2 separate regions of the Homo sapiens genome follow, and region 2 is linked to region 1. A link is an interaction called in ENCODE POLR2A ChIA-PET data of the cell type or tissue named here. Cell type or tissue: GM12878. All regions are shown on one strand. Links, peaks and the distances in the headings refer to the core of each region. The heading gives the core; the rest is flanking DNA.

Region 1 (4,397 bases), core at 76-4,075:
TTTGAAGAGTTGGAAGGGAACTGAGAAGGCCTGTATCCCAAGCAACTATACAGTACAGAATCTTGGGAAAAGCTTGCCTTAGAGATGACCATTTCGGGTTTTGCTTGAATTGGAAATCTTCTACCTGTCTCACCTTTTAGACATCCTTAATTGTTCCCTAAATTGTTCCTAAATTTGCTTCCTTGTAATGTCTTTCTGGACCTGCCATCTCTTGCTACAAAGAACATAAAAAACCAAAAACCATTTCTTGATGAGATTCTGCCCTTCATCTCCTATCTCTCTAAGTCTTTCATTTGCCACATTTACCATCACTTTGTTTAAGGAGGAGGCACTGTAGTCCGAGTGAGGAGGGATGAAGAGGTGAAGAGATGGGTCTCTACTTCTACCTCTTGCATTGACCATACTGGTGACTTTGGGTGAGCCACCTTTCCATTAGGGCCTCTGTTTCTTTCTTGTCAGGTGAGGGAGATGGACTTAGATGACTTAGATGATTTTTTTTTTTTTGAGACGAAATCTACTTTGTTGCACAGGCTGGTGTGCAGTGGCACGGTCATAGCTCACTGCAGCCTTTACCTCCTGGGCTCAAGCAATCCTCTCACCTTGGCCTCCCAAAGTGTTGGGATTACAGGCATGAGCTACTGACCCCAGCCTAGATGACCTTTAAGCTTGCTTTCAACCTGCATTCTGGAGTTATTAGCTTTTCAGCTGAGGTTTTTATTAAATGGTTTTATTTGTCATCTTCTGTCTGCCCCCTTGTGGACATTGTTTTGGGAAGAAAATAAAATATTTAATTGCTCGAAGAACAATATAATGACCATCTCACCCTCCAAAAATTCACTTGCATCACACTGTTTGTTTTCAGTTATTCATGTTCACTTCTAGTCGTCGTTCATAAATGTACATCATTTTACATGGTTGAATCATATCAGGGACATAATTTTGTACTTTCCCCCCTCCCTGATAAAGATGATGTTTTTACAGTAAAATAAAAAAATGCTTGTGATTCAATAAGCTTTTAAAATATTACTATAAAGACTTTGTTATTATATATATTTAATTGAGATATAATTCATATAGCATAAACTTCACCCTTTAAAAGTGTACAATTCAGTGGTTTCTGATAGATTCACAAAGTTGTATAATTATCACCTCTATTTAATTCCAGAATGTTTTACCACCCCAAAAAGAAACTCCATACTCATCAGCAATCACTCTCTGTTTCCTCCTCTTCCTAGCCTCTGCAATCACTGATCTGCTTTCTGTCTCTAGATTTGCCTATCCTGGACATTTTATTTAAATGGCATCACACAATATGTTGTCCTTTGTGTGTGTCTGGCTTCTTTCATTGAACATAATGTTTCCAAGATTCAAATATGGGCTGGGTGTGGTGGCTCACGCCTGTAATCCCAGCACTTTGGGTGGCTGAGGTGGGCGGATCACGAGGTCAGGAGTTTGAGAGCAGCCTGACCAACATGGTGAAACCCTGTCTCTACTAAAAATACAAAAATTAGCTGGGTGTGGTGGCATGCATCTGTAGTCCCAGCTACTCAGGAGGCTGAGGCAGGAGTATCGTCTGAACCTGGGAGGCGGAGGAGGTTGCAGTGAGCTGAGATTGTGCCACCGCACTCCAGCCTGGGTGACAGAACGAGACTCTCAAAAAAAAAAAAAAGAAAAGAAAAGAAAAAATGATTCAAATATGTTGAAGCATGCATTATCATTACATTTTATTTTTTAATAACACACCATTATATCTTAAAGCTGTATAATATTCCCTTTTTGATAAACATTTATATAATGTTGTTGTAAATAATGTGGCATCGATATCTTCATGGCTCTAATTCATCTCTTCTCTTGAATTATTTCCTTAGAATAAATTCCCATGGGTGGGATTACTGGGTCAAAGGGTATGAACATTTTTTATAGCTCTTGTCAATATTGCTCTTAAATTGTGGTGCCCAGAACTAAATGCAATTCTGAGACGTGTTCAGACAGAACGGGGTACTGTGGGGCTGTTACGTTCTCAAGGTCTGAACAATATATCATCCTTTAAATCCAGCAGCCTAAAAATTTACTAGCTTTTTTTGGTTGCTATGTAAGTGTGACTCATTGAGTTTATAGTCAACTGAGGCCCTTAGATCTTTTCCTAGGCACTGTGTCTTAGAGCTATGTTTGCATCTACTCTAGGACCCAGGAGGCTTTTGAGGACTCACTGACTTTAGTACTCTATGTCTTAGTTTTCTTTTCTCTTGAACAGTGGGGTGGTCCTAACAAGCCTGGAGACGTGTGGTTTGTTGTAGTCTTAGCTAGGAACTGCAGATGGCGCTACAAGGCTGTCATGGTAAAATATGTCCCTCGGCTGTCCCCTTCACTTAAAAAAAAATGTGGTAGTGGCACCTCCATAGCAGGTTCATTACCAGAGTTCAGTCCTCTCCTTTTGCTGAGAAGGAGCAAGCAACTGTGAAGTTGGATTTGGGGTGTTATTCAAAGCAAGCTCCAACTGAAGCATGCTTTTCAGTTGTCATTTAATCTCCTAGGGGAATCTAGAGCTGTCTATTTCATGTTAGAACTTTGAACGCACATCTCATGCCAGTGCTTTGGCTTTTGAAGTTCCCACCCTGAGAAGGTGATTTAAAATGTTTTTCTTTTGCTTCATGTTCCCTGCAGTATTTCTGTTAGTCGCCTCAAGGGATTAAAAGTTGTTCAACTGTTTTGTTTTGTTTTGTTTTGTTTTTGCTAAGATGAGTTTTGAGCAATAAAAGTAAAAAATTTATGTAGGGTTCCAGCTAAAGATACTTCATTTCAATAATTTGTTCTCTCTTTTCTTTCTTATTCTTCTTTTTCCCCACCTCTCATTCACCCTTTCCATAGTCCATCTGGTTATTTGCAAACTATTATGACTCTAAGCAAGGATCTTGGACTTTCTGGGTTTAAACGTTACTGACAAGTTTCAACAGAACAAAGCAGTAAAACAGTGCCCTGTATGGGAAACTTGGAAGGGAATCTTTTTTTTTTTTTTTTGAGACGGAGTTTCGCTCTTGTTGCCCAGGCTGGAGTGCAATGGCACCATGTCAGCTCACCACAATCTCCACCTCCCGGGTTCAAGCGATTCTCCTGCCTCAGCCTCCTGAGTAGCTGGGATTACAGGCATGTACCACCACACCCAGCTAATTTTGTATTTTTAGTAGAGACGGGGGTTTCTCCATTTTGGTCAGGCTGGTCTCGAACTCCCAACCTCAGGTGATCTGCTCGCCTTGCCCTCCCAAAGTGTTGGGATTACAGGCCACCACTCCCAGCCCAGAAGGGAATCTTTTAACCCATTCTGTGCCAGACCTCAGTCCCAATTCTGGGTTGAGAAATGTTGTGGGGAACATCTGCTGGGCAGTGACTGAGTCAGCATGTGAGCCTGGCTTTGCAAGCAACACCTAAAAGGGCATTTTTCCTAGAATCAATGGCTCAGGCACATTTCAGGTGAATTAGTACCAGAAAAGGAACGGGAGCTGGGTGTGATGATGGGCGGAGGCGGGGGGATCACTTGAGCCCGGGAGTTTGAGGCTACAGTGAGTTATGATTCTGCCACTGTACTCCAACCTAGGCAACAGAGCAAGCCCCTGCCTCAAATAAATAAATAAGAAATTTATTAATCTGTCTCAAGAGTGGGGAAAAAAAAGGCCAGGCATAGTGGCTGATGCCTATAATCCTAGCACTTTTGAGAGGCTAAGGCAGGAGGATCACTTGAACCCAGTGGGGAAGATTGCTTGAGTTTGAGACCGGCCTGGGCAACATGGGGAGACCCCATCTCTATAAAAAAAAAAAAATTAGCCAGGCCTGGTGGCTCACACCTGTAGTCCAAGCCACTGGGAAGGCTGCAATGGGAGGACCAGTTGAGCCTGGGAGCTGGAGGCTGCAGTGAGCAATGATCCCATCACTGCACTCCAACCTGGGCAACAGAGTGAGAACCCTGTCTCTTAAAAAAAAAAAAAGGAATGGGGCTTGGCGCCGGTGACTAACGCCTGTAATCCCAGCACTTTGGGAGGCCAAGGCAGGTGGATCACGAGGTCAAGAGATTGAGACCATCCTGGCCAACATGTGAAACCCCGTCTCTACTAAAACTTCAAAAAAATTAGCTGGGCATGGTGGCGCACCTGTAGTCCCAGCTACTTGGGAGGCTGAGGCAGGAGAATCGCTTGAACCCGGGAGGTGGAGGTTGCCGTGAGCTGAGATCGCGCCACTGCACTCCAGCCTGGGTGACAGTGCGAGACTCTGTCTCAAAAAAAAAAGAAAAGAATGGGAAGGGGTTGTGGGACATAAAACGTCTTTGGTTCAGGTGTTTCCCAGTCACAGATCTGAGGGCCACTGAGGCTTGTTTTACTCCCCCACCCCTCCTTCCATATCCTTAC
Region 2 (4,397 bases), core at 225-4,224, 110 kb after region 1:
TGCTTGGGAGACTGAGGCAGGAGAATTGCTTGAACCCAGGAGGCAGAGGTTATAGTAAGCCAAGGTCACGCCACTGCACCCCAGCTTGGGCAACAGAGTGAGATTCTGTCTCAAAAAAAAAAGAAGGAAAAAACATGCAACTCAACACTCTCTCCCTGAAAAATGTTTGATTTTTCATTCATCTCATTCAAAAAGGTTGAACTGTACTTTTTTGACAACTCAAAGACAAGATTTTATTCTGGCTACCAAGTTGTTTCTCCTTTTTTTTTTGAGATGGAGTTTTGCTTTTGTTGCCCAGGCTGGAGTGGTGTAATGGCACAGTCTTGGCTCACTGCAACCTCCACCTCCCAGGTTCAAGTGATTCTCCTGTCTCAGCCTCCCTAGTAGCTGGGATTACAGACGTCCACCACCACGCCCAGCTAATTTTTGTATTTTTAGTAGAGACGGGTTTTCATCATGTTGGCCAGGCTGGTCTTGAACTCCTGACCTCAGGAGATCCTCCTGCCTTGGCCTCCCAAAGTGCTGGAATTACAGGCATGAGCCACCACTCCTGACCCCATTTCTCATTTTTAGGAGTAATTTTTTTCTATGTGAAATAGACTGGTTTTATTGATAGTGCTAGAAATGTTTTGAGCCTTTTGTTCACTTCCACCTGAAGTATTTACATTATTTATATACCATTTTAAGTCTATTATTTTCTCTAAAAGTTAAATTCCAAACTAAATTGTAAATTATATTTGTGGTTTTGGTACAAATTAAAACAATAATAGAGATCAGAGAAAGAAAAATATAACTTAGGAGCAGTTCACCAGCTGGTAAATCAACTGCATTTGCTTCTCATGTACCTTCTGGTTCTTATCTGTTAGCAAGACTTCTTAAATTCTGCCTAGTGATAATCATGCCATAAGATCATCTCCTTCAGTTACCTTTTTTTGAGTGTGTCCCAACCACCTAGTACAGTTAGTTGTGTATGATCTTCTTGAGGAGCAATCAGAAGAGACTTGTGAAATATCATTAGCCTGTTAGCCTTGTTCCAGTGTTTTGTTGCTTACCCATCAAAACTTTAAACTTATATTCAGCATATTTGTTTCTGCCTTAATTTAAGCTCAGACTTCCTTTGTAGCTTCAAGGGAATAAAGAACAATTGTGTGACATCCTCTTTTTTAAAAACTTTGAAGGTAAATAAGAAAGGCAATGTGAACATGAGTAATAGTATAAAACACTGACTGTTAGAACCAAACAAACTCAATTTTTAAATTCCATCTCTGTCACTAGCTAGTTAGGCTGTCCTAGCAAGCTAGGAAATCTCTTTACTGCTCTAGGTCTCCTCTTCCTTTCCTGTAAAATGGCAAGATTGCAGAAGACTTGTATGTAGGGATATCAAGAGGATTAACTGAGATGATTCATGTAGAGCTCCTTCACAGTGTCTAGCAGAATGAAGCACTCATTAATGCCAGCTGCTGTTATGGTGGTCTGTTTAGCCTTTTTCAACTTGAGACCATTTATAATTCCTGTAACTCAGTAGTTCTCACCTGTTAGACCCATTGTTCCCTTTTTATTTATTTTTTATTATTATCTTTTGAGACAGAGCCTTGCTCCATCAACCAGGCTGAAATGCAGTGGCACAGTCAGCTCACTGCAGCCTCAAACATTTGAGCTCAAGCGATCATCCTGCCTTAGCCTCTTGAGTAGCTGAGACCACAGGAAAGCACCTTGCTAATTTTTTAAAAAATTTTTATAGAGACAGGATCTCACTGTGTTGCCTAAGCAGGTATCAAGTTTTAGGTTTCAAGTGATCTTCCTGGCTTGGCCTCCCAAAGTGCTTGGATTACAGGTGCAAGCCACTGTGCCTGGCCAAAATTTGTGTTTTAACCATTTTTAAGTGTATAGCTCAGTGGCATTAGTACACTCCCATTGTTGTACAACCATTACTGTCATTCATGTCCAGAACTGTTTTCATATTGTAAAACTGAAACTCTATACCCATTAAACAGTAACTTACCATTCCCTCCCAGTTGTTGGCAACCACCATTCTACCTACTGTCTTTGTGAATTTGACTACTCTAGGTAACACATATTTAAGTGAGATTAAGCTGGGTGCAGTGGCTCGTACCTGGATTCCCAGTACTTTGGGAGGGTCATTTGAGCCCAGGAGTTTGAAACCAGCCTGGGCAACACAGTGAGACCCTGTCTCTACAAAAAAATTTAAAAAATTACCCAGGGCATGGTGGGGCGTGTCTTTAGTCCTGCTTCTTGGGAGGCTGAGGTGGGAGGATCACATAAGCCCAGGAGGTTGAGTCTATAGTGAGCCAAGGTTGCGCCAGTGCACTCCAGCGTGGGTGACAGAGCAAGACTCTTTGTCTCAAAAGCGCCCCCCAAAACAAAAATTTATTATTGAAAAGTTTAAAATTATAAAAATAGAGGAGTATGAGGAACTCCTATATACCTATAACTCAGGTTCAATAATTAGCTACATATGGCTATTTTTTTTTGTCTGTCTTTCCACCCACCTCCAATGGGTTTATTTTGAAGCAACTTTCTCCCACTATCTTAAGGAAAGACTTTAAAAATAAAACATAAAATATACTAACCAAAATTGAAAAGAATTGATGTCAGTACATTATTACATATAGAATTAAGAACATCTGTTCATTAAAAGGCACAATTAAGAGAATGAAAAGGCAAGTTACAGAATGGGAGAAGAAACTTGGATTATATTTAACAGATAGAGAAATACAACAAATCAATAAGAAAAAGACAACTCCCCTTCCCAGAAACTGGGCAAGAATAGGCATGTCAGGAAAGAGAATATCCAAATGGCTTATTTTATATATTTTATATATATATATATATAAAATATTATATTATATTATTATATTATTCAGTCTCTTTAGAAGCAAGTGAAATGCAAATTGAAACCCTAATGAAATAACTGTAATACTGATCTCATACCAGAATCACTAAAATTGAAAAGAATAACAGGGCCAGGCGTGGTGTCTCATGGCTTTAATCCCAGCACTTTGGGAGGCTGAGGTGGTCGGATCCCTTGAGCTCTGGAGTTCGAGACCAGCCTGGGCAACATGGCTAAACCCCGTCTCTACAAAAAGTAAAAAATTAGCCAGACGTGGTGGCGCATGCCTGTAATCCCACTGTAATCTCAGCTACTCAGGAGGCTTAGGCTGGAGGATTGCTTGAGCCCGGGTAGTCGAGGCTGCAGTGAGCCATGATTATGTCACTGCACGCAGCCTGGGCAATAGAGTGAGACCCTGTCTCAAAAAAAAAAAAAAAAGACAACAACAACCACAACAAAAAACAGAATAATGAAAGCAAAGAGTGTATGGGGAACAATAGAAACTTGGCTGGGCATGGTGGCTCATGCCTATAATCCCAGCACTTTGGGAGGCCGAGACAGGCAAATCACCTGAGTTCAGGAGTTTGAAACCAGTCTAGCCATCATGGCAAAAAACCCATCTCTACTAAAAATAAAAAAATTAGCTGGACGTGGTAACATATGCCTGTAATCCCAGCTACTCGGGAGGCTGAGACAGTAGAATCACTTGAGCCCAAGAGGTGGAGGTTGCAGTGAGCTGAGATCACACCCACTGTACTCCAGCCTGAGCAACAGAGCAAGACTGTCTCACACACACATACACACAAAAAAAAATCTCAAACACTACTAGTGAGAATCTAAATTGGTACAGTGTCTTTGAAAAACTGTTTGACAGTATGTACTGAAGTTGAAGCTACACATATCATATTTAGTTCTATTTTTGTATATATTCAACAGAAGTGCATTCCTAGGTACACCGTAACACTTGTACAAGAATATTGAAAACAGCATTGTTTGTATTGTCCCAAAACTGGAAGCAACCCAGTTGCCCATCACTAGCAGGATAAGTAAGTAATGGCATAATCATACCGTGAAATATTATTCAGCAATGAAAACGAATAAACTGCCTTTACTTGTAAGAAGCTAACATGAGTCTTACAACATGATGTTGAGCAAAAATCCAAATGCACACCAAAAATAAAATGCATACAGGGTTATTCCTTTTACAGATAATGATAAAACTAAACCATAATATTTAGGGATGTATGCTTAAGTGGTATGAATTCAGTGATTGTATTAGTCCGTTTTCCTGCTGCTGATAAAGAAAGGAAGTGGAAGTCCAGAGAGCGATTACCTTTGGTGAGTGGGAGAGGATTGAGAGGGGGTGTGAGGAAGACTTCTAAGTACTAGCAGTGTTTTACTTATTCACCTGGGTAGTAGTACTTGGGTATTTGCTTTGTGATAAATTATCAGACCAGAATCCTTTATGTGTTTGCATCGTACCTGTGTTATATATCACCATAACTTTTTTTAAAAGGACATTTCATTTGGCCAGAACAGGCTTAAT

What was found. ChIA-PET counts read pairs that join two places held together with the same protein. Peaks named below come from ENCODE experiments on the same cell type or tissue, not always from the same donor. Only the 100,000 strongest peaks of a DNase experiment are listed, where the experiment ranks them.
Region 2: POLR2A ChIA-PET joins it to region 1 with 5 read pairs; 16 of 35 experiments call an interaction of 5 or more read pairs at or near these places.

What each region holds. Positions count from the first base shown.
Region 1 is chr12:49,356,521-49,360,917 of GRCh38, forward strand. No RefSeq gene overlaps it. Among named protein-coding and RNA genes, the nearest start is that of SPATS2, 8.7 kb to the right of the region's middle. In GM12878, for the core only: CTCF peaks have their summits at 754 (motif pointing left) and 2,316 (motif pointing right); a DNase peak (open chromatin) is centred at 2,351.
Region 2 is chr12:49,469,776-49,474,172 of GRCh38, forward strand. The region is part of intron 3 of SPATS2 (spermatogenesis associated serine rich 2); the gene reads left to right. Among named protein-coding and RNA genes, the nearest start is that of KCNH3, 67 kb to the right of the region's middle. In GM12878, for the core only: no CTCF peak of the experiment used is centred there; a DNase peak (open chromatin) is centred at 1,976.